Linked DNA regions of Homo sapiens: region 2 is linked to region 1. Evidence: read pairs that join two places in POLR2A ChIA-PET (ENCODE). Cell type or tissue: Panc1. All regions are shown on one strand. Links, peaks and the distances in the headings refer to the core of each region. The heading gives the core; the rest is flanking DNA.

Region 1 (6,313 bases), core at 1,563-4,062:
ACCTTTAGATGGGGTTTTGTGGGTATTTTTTTGTTGATGCTGTTGTTACTGCTTCCTGCTTGTTTGCTTTTCTTTCAACAGTCAGGCCCCTCTTCTCTAGGGCTGCTGAAGTTTGCTAGGGGTTTACTTCAGGCCCTATTCACCTGGGTTCCTCCCTCACTTAGATACATCACCCGAAGAGGCTGGAGAACAGCAAACAGCAAAGATGGGTGCCTGCTCCTTCCTCGGGGAATCTTTTTCCTTGAAGAGTACCAACCTGATACCAGTAGTAACATTATATATATATATATATATATATATATATACACATGTATATATATATATATATATACATACATGTGTATATATATATATATTAAGTTTAAGTTCTAGGGTACATGTGTACAACATGCAGATTTGTTACATAGGTATACATGTGCCATGTTGGTTTGCTGCACCCATCAACTCGTCATTTACATTTGGTATTTCTCCTAATGCTATCCCTCCCCCAGCCCCCCACCCCCCGTTCACCACGTTCATTGTTCAATTCCCACCTACGAAGTGTCTGTTCATATCCTTTGCTCACTTTTTGATGGGGTTGTTTGTTTTTTTTCTTGTAAATTTGTTTAAGTTCTTTGTAGATTCTGGATATTAGCCCTTTGTCAGATGGGTAGATTGCTGAGATGATGGGGTTTTCTAAATATACAATCATGTCATCTGCAAACAGGGACAATTTGACTTCCTCCTTTCTTACTGGAATACCCTTTATTTCTTTCTCCTGCCTGATTGCCCTGGCCAGAACTTCCAACACTATGGTGTTTGATTTTCTGTTCTTGTGATAGTTTTCTGAGAATGATGGTTTCCAGCTTCATCCATATCCCTGCAAAGGACATGAACTCATCATTTTTTATGGCTGCATAGTATTCCACGGTGTGTATATGCCACATTTTCTTAATCCAGTCTATCACTGATGGACATTTGGGTTGGTTCCAAGTCTTTGCTATTGTGAATAGTGCTGCAATAAATATACGTGTTCATGTGTCTTTATAGCAGCCTGATTTATAATCTTTGGGTATATACCCAGTAATGGGATGGCTGGGTCAAATGGTATTTCTAGTTCTAGATCCTTGAGGAATTGCCACACTGTTTTCCACAATGTTTGAACTAATTCACAGTCCCACCAACAGTGTAAAAGTGTTCCTATTTCTCCACATCCTATCCAGCATCTGTTGTTTCCTGACTTTTTAATGATCACCATTCTAGCTGGCATGAGATTGTATCTCATTGTGGTTTTGATTTGCATTTCTCTGATGACCAGTGATGATGAGCATCTTTTCATGTGTCTGTTGGCTGCATAAATGTCTTCTTTTGAGAAGTGTCTGTTCATATCCTTTGCTCACTTTTTGATGGGGTTGTTTGTTTTTTTCTTGTAAATTTGTTTAAGTTCTTTGTAGATTCTGGATATCAGCCCTTTGTCAGATGGGTAGATTGCAAAAATTTTCTCCCATTCTGTAGGTTGCCTGCTCACTCTGATGGTAGTTTCTTTTGCCATACAGAAGCTCTTTAGTTTAATTGATCCAATTTGTCTATTTTGGCTTTTGTTGTCATTGTTTTTGGTGTTTTAGTCATGAAGTCCTTGCCCATGCCTATGTCCTGAATGGTATTGCCTAGGTTTTCTCCTAGGGTTTTTATGGTTTAGGTCTAAAATTTAAGTCATTATTCCATCTTGAATTAATTTTTGTATAAGGTGTAAGGAAGGGATCCAGCTTCTGCTTTCTACATATGGCTAGCCAGTTTTCCAAGCACCATTTATTAAATAGGAAATCCTTTCTTCATTTTTTGTTCTTGTCAGGTTTGTCAATCAGATGGTTGTAGATGTGTGGTGTTATTTCTGAAGCCTCTGTTCTGTTCCATTAGTCTATATATCTGTTTTTATACCAGTAGCATGCTGTTTTGGTTACTGTAACCTTGTAGTATAATTTGAAGTCAGGTAGTGTGATGCCTCCAGCTTTGTTCTTTTTGCTTAGGATTGTCTTCACAATGCAGTCTCTTTTTTGGTTCCATATGAACTTTAAAGTAGTTTTTTCCAACTCTGTGAAGAAAGTCATTGGTAGCTTGGTGGGAATGGCATTGAATCTATAAATTACCTTGGGCAGTATGGCCATTTTCACAATACTGATTCTTCCTATCCATGAGCATGGAATGTTCTTCCATTTGTTTGTGTCCTGTCTTATTTCCTTGAGCAGTGGTTTGTAGTTCTCCTTGAAGAGGTCCTTCACATCCTTTGTAAGTTCAATTCCCAGGTATTTTATTCTGTTTGTAGCAATTGTGAATGGGAGTTCACTGATGACTTGGCTGTCTGTTTGTTATTGGTGTATAGGAATGCTTGTGATTTTTGCACATTGATTTTGTATCCTGAGACTTTGCTGAAGTTGCTTATCAGCTTAAGGAGATTTTGGGCTGAGATGATGGGGTTTTCCAAATATACAATCATGTCATCTGCAAACAGGGATAATTTGACTTCCTATTTTCCTAATTGAATACCCTTTATTTCTTTCTCTTGCCTGATTGCCCTGGCCAGAACTTCCAACACTATATTGAATAGGAGTGGTGAGAGAGGGCATCATTGTCTTGTGCCAGTTTTCAAAGGGAATGCTCCCAGTTTTTGCCCATTCAGTATGACATTGGCTGTGGGTTTGTCCAAAATAGCTCTTATTATTTTGAGATACGTACCATCAATACCTAGTTTATTGAGAGTTTTTAATATGAGGAGCTGTTGAATTTTTTGAAGGCCTTTTCTGCATCTATTGAGCTAATCATGTGTTTTTTGTCATTGGTTCTGTTTATGTGATGGATTATGTTTATTGATTTGCATATGTTGAACCACCCTTGCATCCCAGGTATGAAGCTGACTTGATCATGGTGGATAAGCTTTTTGATGTGCTGCTGGATTCGGTTTGCCAGTATTTTATTGAGGATTTTCACATCAATGATCATCAGGGATTTTGGTCTAAAATTTTCTTTTTTTGTTGTGTCTCTGCCAAGCTTTGGTATTAGGATGATGCTGGCCTTATAAAATGAGTTAGGGAGGATTCCCTCTTTTTCTATTGATTGGAATAGTTTCAGAAGGAATGGTACCATCTCCTCTTTGTACCTCGGTAGAATTCAGCTGTGAATCCATCTGGTCCTGGACTCTTTTTCATTGGTAGGCTATTATTGCCTCAATTTCAGAGCCTGTTATTGGTCTATTCAGAGATTCAACTTCTTCCTGGTTTAGTCTTGGGAGGTTGTATGTGTCCAGGAATTTATCCATTTCTTCTAGATTTTCTAGTTTATTTTCGCAGAGGTGTTTATAGTTTTCTCTTATGGTAGTTTGTATTTCTGTGGGGTCGGTGGTGATATCCCCTTTATGATTTCTTTATTGCGTCTGTTTGATTCTTCTCTCTTTTCTTCTTTATTAGTCTTGCTGGTGGTCTATCAGTTTTGTTGATCTTTTCACAAAGCCAGATCCTGGATTCATTGATTTTTTGAAGGGTTTTTTGTGTCTCTATCTCCTTCAGTTCTGCTCTGATCTTAGTTATTTCTTGCCTTCTGCTAGCTTTTGAATGTGTTTGCTGTTGCTTCTCTAGTTCTTTTAATTGTGATGTTAGCGTGTTAATTTTAGATTTTTCCTGCTTTCTCTTGTGGGCATTTAGTGCTATAAATTTCCCTCTACATACGGCTTTGAATGTGTCCCAGAAATTCTGGTACACTTTGTCTTTGTTCTCATTGGTTTCAAAGAACATCTTTATTTTTGCCTTCATTTTGTTATTTACCCAGTAGTCATTCAGGAGCAGGTTGTCCAGTTTCCATGTAGTTGTGTGGTTTTGAGTGAGTTTCTTAATCCTAAGTTCTAATTTGATTGTACTGTGGTCTGAGAGACAGTTGGTTGTTATTTCTCTTCTTTTACATTTGCAGAGGAGTGCTTTACTTCCAATTATGTGGTCAATTTTAGAATAAGTGCAATGTGGTGCTGAGAAGAATGTATATTCTACTGATTTGGGGTGGAGAGTTCTGTAGATGTCTATTAGATCTGCTTGGTGCAGAGCTGAGTTCAAGTCCTGGATATCCTTGCTAACATTCTGTCTCATTGATCTGTCTAATATTGATAGTGGAGTGTTGAAGTCTCCCATTATTATTGTGTGGGAGTCTAAGTCTCTTTGTAGGTCTCTAAGGACTTGCTTTATGAATGCTCCTGTACTGGGTGCATATATATTTAGGATAGTTAGCTCTTCTTGTTGAATTGATCCCTTTACCATTATGTAATGGCCTTCTTTGTCTCTTTTGATCTTTGTTGGTTTAAATTCTGTTTTACCAGAGAGTAGGATTCCAACCCCTGCTTTGTTTTGCTTTTCATTTGCTTGGTAGATCTTCCTGCATCCCTTTATTTTGAGCCTATGTGTGTCTCTGCACGTGAGATGGGTCTCCTGACACAGCACACTGATGGGTCTTGACTCTTTATCCAATTTGCCAGTCTGTGTCTTTTAATTGGGGCATTTAGTCCATCTACATTTAAGGTTAATATTGTTATGTGTGAATTTGATCCTGTCGTGATAATGTTAGCTGGTTATTTTGCCCGTTAATTGATGCAGTTTCTTCCTAGCATCAATGGTCTTTATAATTTGGCATGTTTTGCAGTGGCTGGTACCGGTTTTCCTTTCCATGTTTAGTGCTTCCTTCAGGAGCTCTTGTAAGGTAGGCCTGGTGGTGACAAAATCTCTCAAGATTTATTTGTCTGTAAACGATTTTATTTCTCCTTTACTTATGAAGCTTAGTTTGGCTGGATATGAAATTCTGGGTTGAAAATTCTTTACTTTAAGAATGTTGAATATCGGCCCCCACTCTCTTCTGGCTTGTAGAGTTTCTGCCGAGAGATCCGCTGTTAGTCTGATGGGCTTCCCTTTGTGGGTAACCCGACCTTTGTCTCTGGCTGCCCTTAACATTTTTTCCTTCATTTCAACCTTGGTGAATCTGACAATTATGTGTCTTGGGGTTGCTCCTCTCGAGGAGTATCTTTGTGGTGTTCTCTATGTTTCCTGAATTTGAACATTGGCCTGCCTTGCTAGGTTGGGGAAGTTCTCCTGGATAATATCCTGAAGAGTGTTTTCTAACTTGGTTCAATTCTCCTCGTCACTTTCAGGTACACCAATCAGATGTAGATTTAGTCTTTTCACATAGCTCCATATTTCTTGGAGGCTTTTTTTAGTTTCTTTTTACTCTTTTTTCTCTAAAATTGTATTCACATTTTATTTCATTAATTTGATCTTCAATCACCAATACCCTTTCTTCCACTTGATCGAATCAGCTACTGAAGCTTGTGCATGCATCTTGAAGTTCTCATGCCATGGTTTTTACCTCCATCAGTTCATTTAGGGTTTTCTCTACACTGTTTTTTCTAGTTAGCCATTCATCTAACATTTTATCAAGGTTTTTATTAGCTTCCTTGCAATGGGTTAGAACATGCTCCTTTAGCTCAGAGAAGTTTGTTATTACTGACCTTCTGAAGCCTATTTCTGTCATCTCGTCAAAGTAATTCTCCATCCAGCTTTGTTCCATTGCTGGTGAGCAGTTGCGATCCTTTGGAGGAGAAGGGGTGCTCTGGTTTTTAGAATTTTCTGCTTTGGTTTCTCCCTATCTTTGCGTTGGTCTTTGATGTTGGTGACCTACAGATGGGGTTTTGGTGTAGATGTCCTTTTTGTTGATGTTGATGCTATTCCTTTCAGTTTGTTAGTTTTCCTTCTAACAGTCAGGTCCCTCAGCTGCAGGTCTGTTGGAGTTTGCTGGAGGTCCACTCCAGACGCTGTTTGCCTGGGTATTACCAGTGGAGGCTGCAGAACAGTAAATATTGCAGAACAGCAAATATTGCTGCCTGATCCTTCCTCTGGAAGCTTCATCCCAGAGGGGCACCTGCCTGTATCAGGTGTGTGTCAGCCCCTACTGGGAGGTGTCTCCCAGTTAGGCTACACGAGGGTCAGAGACTCACTTGAAGAGGCAGTCTGCTCATTCTCAGAGCTCAAATGCTGTGCTGGGAGAACCACTGCTCTCTTCAGAGCTGTCAGACAGGGTGTTTAAGTCTGCAGAAGTTTCTGCTGTCTTTTGTTCAGCTATGCCCTGCCCACAAAGGTGAAATCTATAGAGGCTGTAGGCCTTGCTGAGCTGTGGTGGGCTCTGTCCAGTTCAAGCTTCCTGGCCACTTTGTTTACCTAGTCAAGCCTCAGCAATGGCTGACACCACTCCCTTAGCCAGGCTGCTGCCTCGCAGGTCAATCTCAGACTGCTGCACTAGCAGTGAGCAA
Region 2 (6,313 bases), core at 1,245-3,744, 86 kb after region 1:
ATTTTTATTATGAAATACACCAAAAAATTAAGAAACGAACTGACCATGTACTTGCATTACTTATATTTCTGCAATACCCTAATCCTGTTTCTGGCTGGATGAAGGCACAGGGTGGAAGGGGAGGTATTTTTCTGAAAAATATGTCGTTATCCCTTTGATTGTAAAAGAACAGAGCCAAATGAGAGAAAGTATGGAGATACAACAGAGGCTGAATACTTGATGAACCCGGTTTCTTATTTGGTATGGGACTAAGACGCATGTAGAGAACTAGCTTCATATAGAGATGGCCCATTCATCATAACAGGAAGGAGGCAGGAAATGTTGGTATGAATATGTTCTGTTTGTAGGGCTAGTGTGTGAGTGTGAATTCCTGTTCCATAGCTTTTATTTTTTCTGTAGTATAAGAGATAAGATATTTTGTTGAGAATGAGGGGGAATGGTGGGTTCAGAGTTCTGAAAAGAGTGGAGAACTTTGGGCATATTTAAAACACTTTGATATTTCTCGTTTCCCATATTCCTTAGCACTACTTACAAGGCTGTGTTATGAGCAGCCCTGCTAACCTCTTTGGTCTCACTAATTTTCTGCTACTAGCCCCCTCCCTCACTTCACTCCAGCTATGGTCCTTCCTAACTTGGGGCCTTTTCACATGTTAACTTTCTCTGGAATTCTGTCTGTCTTCCTATTTCTCTTGTCACTAATTCCTTCTGGTCCTCTAAGTCTCAGCTTAAATGATGCTGTCCCCAAGCACTTACTCTAAAACCATGCCCCTACCATTTGTGTAGTCTGCTTATTAGCTCCCAGTTGTACTACATGATAGCACCCTACCCTTCCCTTATGGCCCTCATTACAAGGCAGGTAATATGATTCATCCCAGGTTTGTTGTTTTATATTTACATGAGTATCTCTTATTCTGAAGGAATTAGTATGAGTTGGTATGAGAAATGATGCTCTAGGAGGTTTAGGTAAGTAACAGAGAGAAAAAAAAATGAGGAAAAAGTAAAGGGAACCAGAAAATAAAAAGCACTTATGAAAGAGTTGGGAAGCTGTGTAATGAGCTGAGAAGCTAGTGGTTTTCATTTTATAATGAAATTCATTCTCACATTAAATTAAAGCAAATAATATGAATTAAGTGTATACGTGTGTATACATAGACATAGAAATAGATATAATCAGTTGTATACAATTTGAAAATCTACTTTTAGATAGGAATTGCCTATAAATTTTACCAGGCTATTATGTGTCCATGTTGCATATTTTGTAAATTGTTGGGTACAATCAGTATGATTATAACTCATCAAGGTCATAATTAATAAATTTGGTACAGGAATAACTTTTTGTCTCACAGATTTTTATCCTAAGATTATATATTTTTCCATTTTAGTTATTGACTCTGGATGAGGAAATGGTTATTGGAAAGATTTCAAAACAGTACTCTGGATTTGTAAGGGGAATATTAACCAATGGTGAGAAATTTGGGATCCAGTTTCCATTTGATCTTGATGTTAAAATTAAAGCATTGATGCTTGGAGCAACTTTCCTCATTGTGAGTCTATTTTTACTCTATTTAGCTGAAAATTATATTTTCTGAGATTACCATTGCACTTTTACTAATATTTCTCCTTGAATCATCTGAATCAACTGCAAATTGTGCCTTTCTGGCCATCCTCAGTCCCCGAATGATATCATGGATTCAGTATTCACATTGCAAAGGAAGCAAAAATTAGAGTGTCCTAGAAACATGATGATTCAGGTTTAAATCCTTTGCCTTCATGAAAAATCAGATTGTCACTGAAAATAGTAAAAATATGGTTCATTCAGTGTGACTTATAGTTATCTCTTACAATGTAAAATTTATTAATACATGCTTGTTACACTTTATTTAAATGGTAATATATTGTTAATTTGGAAACTATAGATATTATTTGATTTAGCTCTATCTCTTGCGCAATACAAAGACCTTAAAAACATTTTAATTCTAATCTCTTTCTCACAACTTATATACTTTTGTTGACTAGTGTTTTAGTTTTGCTTCTTTTTAAATTCACAAATTAAATATTTGCTATTATTTTATTTTTCTAATAATATCACAGATATGTTTAGCGTTTTATTTGCTCTTAAATTTTATTGAACTTTAGATGATCCCTCTAAGGTTATGTTCCTTTTTCCTAATCCTCACTTAATGTCATTGTATTAGTTCATTTTTGCACTGCTATAAAGAAATACCTGAAACTGGGTAATTCATAGAGGAAAGAGGTTTGACTGACTCACAGTTACACATAGCTAGGGAGGCTTCAGGAAACTTACAATTATGGTGGAAGGTGAAGGGGAAGCAGGCACCTTTTCCACAAGGCGGCAGGAAACAGTGAGTACAAGCACGGGACATGCCAGATGCATATAAAATCATCAGATCTCCTGAGAACTCACTGGCTATCACAAGAACAGCCTGGAGGAAACTGCCCCCATGATCCAATCACTTCCCTCCCTCCCCACTTGGGGATTACAGGACCCTGCCTCAACACATAGGGATTATAATTCAAGTTAAGATTTGGGTGGACACCCAGAGCCAAACCATATCAGTCATCAATAGGCTCTTGGAAACTGCAAATTTAAGCACAATGATATAGAATAAAACTAATTATTTTTGTCATCAACATTATAACAAAACAACATTTAACAAAATGACATTATTTGTAAACCTTCTGTAATTACCAGTTGATAGATAGAAATTGTTAAATTGGTCCAGGCACGGTGGCTGACACCTTTAATCCCAGCACTTTGGGAGGGCGAGGTGGGCAGATCACCTGAGGTCAGGAGTTCGAGACCAGCTTGACCAACATGGAGAAACCCCGTCTCTACTAAAAATACAAAATCAGCCGAGCAGGTGACACATGCCTGTAATCTGAGCTACTCGGGAGGCTGAGGCAGGAGAATCGCTTGAACCCAGGAGGCAGAGGTTGCGGTGAGCTGAGATTGCACCACTGCACTCCAGCCTGGACAACAAGAGCGAAACTCCATCTCAAAAAAAAAGAAAAGAAAAGAAAAGAAATTGTTAAATTGGATTTTTAAAGTATCTGTAGTCTCTTTTAAAAAGACAAATCTAAATTAATGACCAAAAAATGGAAAGAAAGAGAATATGGATAAATACTAACCACAAGAAAGCTAGGGAAGCTAAATTAATACCAGGGGAAAAAAAAGACATTAAGACTCCAAAAAATAGAAACAGAAACAAAATGGGTAACTACAATGATAAAGCTTCTATTCAAACAAGATGTAATAATTCTAGACCTGTATGCATGTAATATTAACTTCAAAATATAGAGACAAGTGTTAAAAAGTTAGAATGACAAACCCATCATCAAAATGCGGAATTTACTCACATCTCTTCATTTATACTAGATATAAGAGACAGAACATTAGTAAAGTTATTTAAAATTTGAACAACAAAATGAATAAGTTGATTAATGGTCTTATTTAGAAGTTTTTTTTTTTTTTTTGAGACGGAGTCTCTGTCGCCAGGCTGGAGTGCAGTGCAGTGGCACAATCTCAGCTCACTGCAACCTCTGCCTCCCGGGTTCAAGCGATTCTCCTGCCTCAGCCTCCCCAGTAGCTGGGACTACAAGCGCATGCCACCACGCCCAGCTAATTTTTGTAGTTTTAGTAGAGAAGAAGTTTCACCATGTTGGCCAGGATGGTCTCAATCTCTTGACCTCGTGATCTGCCCGCCTCGGCCTCCCAAAGTGCTGGGATTACAGACGTGAGCCACTGTGCCCAGCTGAACTTTTTATCAAACAATTAGACAACACACATTTTTCTCAAATAAATATTGTTTACAAAAATTAATATAATAGTGGGCCAAGAAGCAAGTCTCGACAAATTAGAGAGAATCATTATCATTTAGACCTTAGTATATGAGCAAACAACACTCAATTAGAGGTTAATAAATATTTTTAAATGTTTTATACATATAGAAATGTAGGCTGGGCACGGTGGCTCACGCCTGTAATCCCAGCACTTTGGGAGGCCGAGGCGTGTAGATCACGAGGCCAGAAGATCAAGACCATCCTGACTAACACGGTGAAACCCTGTCTCTGCTGAAAATACAAAAAATTAGTTGGGCGTGGTGGTGGGCGCCTGTAGTCCCAGCTACTTGGGAGGCTGAGGCAGGAGAATGGCGTGAACCAGGGAGGCGGAGCTTGCAGTGAGCCAAGATCACGCCACTACACTCCAGCCTGGACAACAGAGCGAGACTCTGTCTCAAAAAAAAAAAAAAAAAAAGGAATGTAAATAACCCAATTATTTTTTTAAAAAGCCGTAACAAAAAATTTAAAATACTTTAAAATATGTAATAAAATATTACATCTCAAAACTCTATAGCTATAATTATTGAAGAAAAGAGAAAAATTAATAAGCTAAATTAATTAGCTAAAGCTATAAAGTTAGGAAAAAAAAAAAGAATAAACCCAAGGAAGCATAATGAAGGAGATATTGAACCATTAAGCAAACAAAAATAAACAAAGAGTACCCATACTTGTACTCTAGACAAAATAGGTCTTTCAAAGCAAGAAAATCATAAAGTAACAGACTACTAAATTTAAATAGTTTAAATGTGTGTACCCCATAAAACCTCATAATATTAAATATTTAAAAGCAAATAATAAATTAAGGAAAGTATAGGAAATAAGGAAAATAATAAATTAAGGAAATACACAACAAATATGACCAAGGACTAATGTTCTTATGTTAATAAAAATGATATTTAATTAAGAAAAATATCAAATACTTAACGAAAATGTACAAATATTATGAAAAATAATTCAAATAACTATCAAAGAGGGAATAAAAACCACTAAACTTAAGAAAGCGTCTCCAAAAACACACAAGAGAAGCAAAAAATAAAGGATAAAATACCATTTTTTGTTTATCATGTATTAAAGTTTTTATTTCTAATGATGTATGCTCAATGCTGATGAAGATTTAAGGAATCAAGTGCTCATGAGCTATAGGTACAACCTTTAGAGGAATAAATTAAAAACATTTGTCAAAAATTTAATGTTTATATTCTTTCAGATGCAGACAAATAATTGTGTACAATATAGTAACTAGCAATGTACACTCTATGTAGCAAACTTAAATAAACAGCAAAAATTAAAACAACATAAAATGTGTGAGTATGAGGCTTACTAAATACATTATGAGACATCTCTAGACTAGAGTAATAAATAGATATTAAAACAAACTAAAAAATGAAATACTTTTAAGGACCTTTAATGACACAAATACTCAGAATATTTTATGCAGTGAAAAAAACCAGGGTATAAGCATATTATAACAGCAATTATGTATGTCTTGGAGTAATTTGTACCAAAATACTTATGGTAGATTTTGGGATTGATTGAAAATATAAATTTTTTCCTTCTCTTTTCCTCCAGTTTTCTAAAATGAGTATGTAAATGAAAAAACATACATAAGTAAAATGAGGTAGAATTAGTTGCTGATCTCTAAGGGCCTTTAGAGATGTACAAATCTATTATTTTGATGTATTTAAGGGCAAACAGTCATTCTTATACCCTTGCAAGTTGGTTCCTCATGGGTCTGCTCCTCAGACTTCTGCTTTTTAATATGTTTTGTGATCATGTTATTATAATACAGGGACCTTAAAAATCATTCTCATGTCTAATGCCTGTAGTTGTTTCTACTGTTAAACCAATCTAATTGTATTTATTTTTCATTTTCATTCTAGGAATACATGTATTTTGAACTGTGGCCATAAGAATTACCCTGAAAGAATATGTCAGAGATTACTGGCATTTATTTTTGCCAGCCCTCAACAAAACTAAGCAACTTTCACTGAAAATATCTAAATAAAGTTTTATTTTACTAAAACTATTCATATATATTCTTTCTGCCTAATAAACTACATCAAAAATGTTTAACTTCAAATAATCATTGTGTTTAGTTTAGGATTCTGTTGTATAGTTCTCCTGTTCAGAACCTGGCTCACTCATGCATTTTGAGTCAATTATCAGATTGGTTGGGACTGTCTCATCCCAGATGGCTTCATTCACATGTCAGGCTATTGGCTGAGGGAATGGGGGCAATAGGTTGCATATTTTTCATCATCTAGGAGGCTAGCCAAAGCTTTTACACATGACTGTGTTCCAAAAGCAACAAGAAAGCAAGTTCAAATGTTCAAGCTCATTTCAAGCCTCTGCTTCTATTATGCTTAGTAATATCCCATTGACCAAAGCAAATCACATAGCCAAGCCCACATTCAAGGGGTGGAAAAATAGACTCAATTTTTTAATGACAGTT

The links. Peaks named below come from ENCODE experiments on the same cell type or tissue, not always from the same donor. Only the 100,000 strongest peaks of a DNase experiment are listed, where the experiment ranks them.
Region 2: POLR2A ChIA-PET joins it to region 1 with 5 read pairs; 2 of 35 experiments call an interaction of 5 or more read pairs at or near these places.

What each region holds. Positions count from the first base shown.
Region 1 is chr3:146,477,472-146,483,784 of GRCh38, reverse strand. It overlaps a transcript of PLSCR2 not described here. Among named protein-coding and RNA genes, the nearest start is that of PLSCR2, 11 kb to the right of the region's middle. In Panc1, for the core only: no CTCF peak of the experiment used is centred there; no DNase peak of the experiment used is centred there.
Region 2 is chr3:146,390,991-146,397,303 of GRCh38, reverse strand. It overlaps a transcript of PLSCR2 not described here. Among named protein-coding and RNA genes, the nearest start is that of PLSCR2, 75 kb to the left of the region's middle. In Panc1, for the core only: no CTCF peak of the experiment used is centred there; no DNase peak of the experiment used is centred there; H3K27ac peaks cover 246 bases.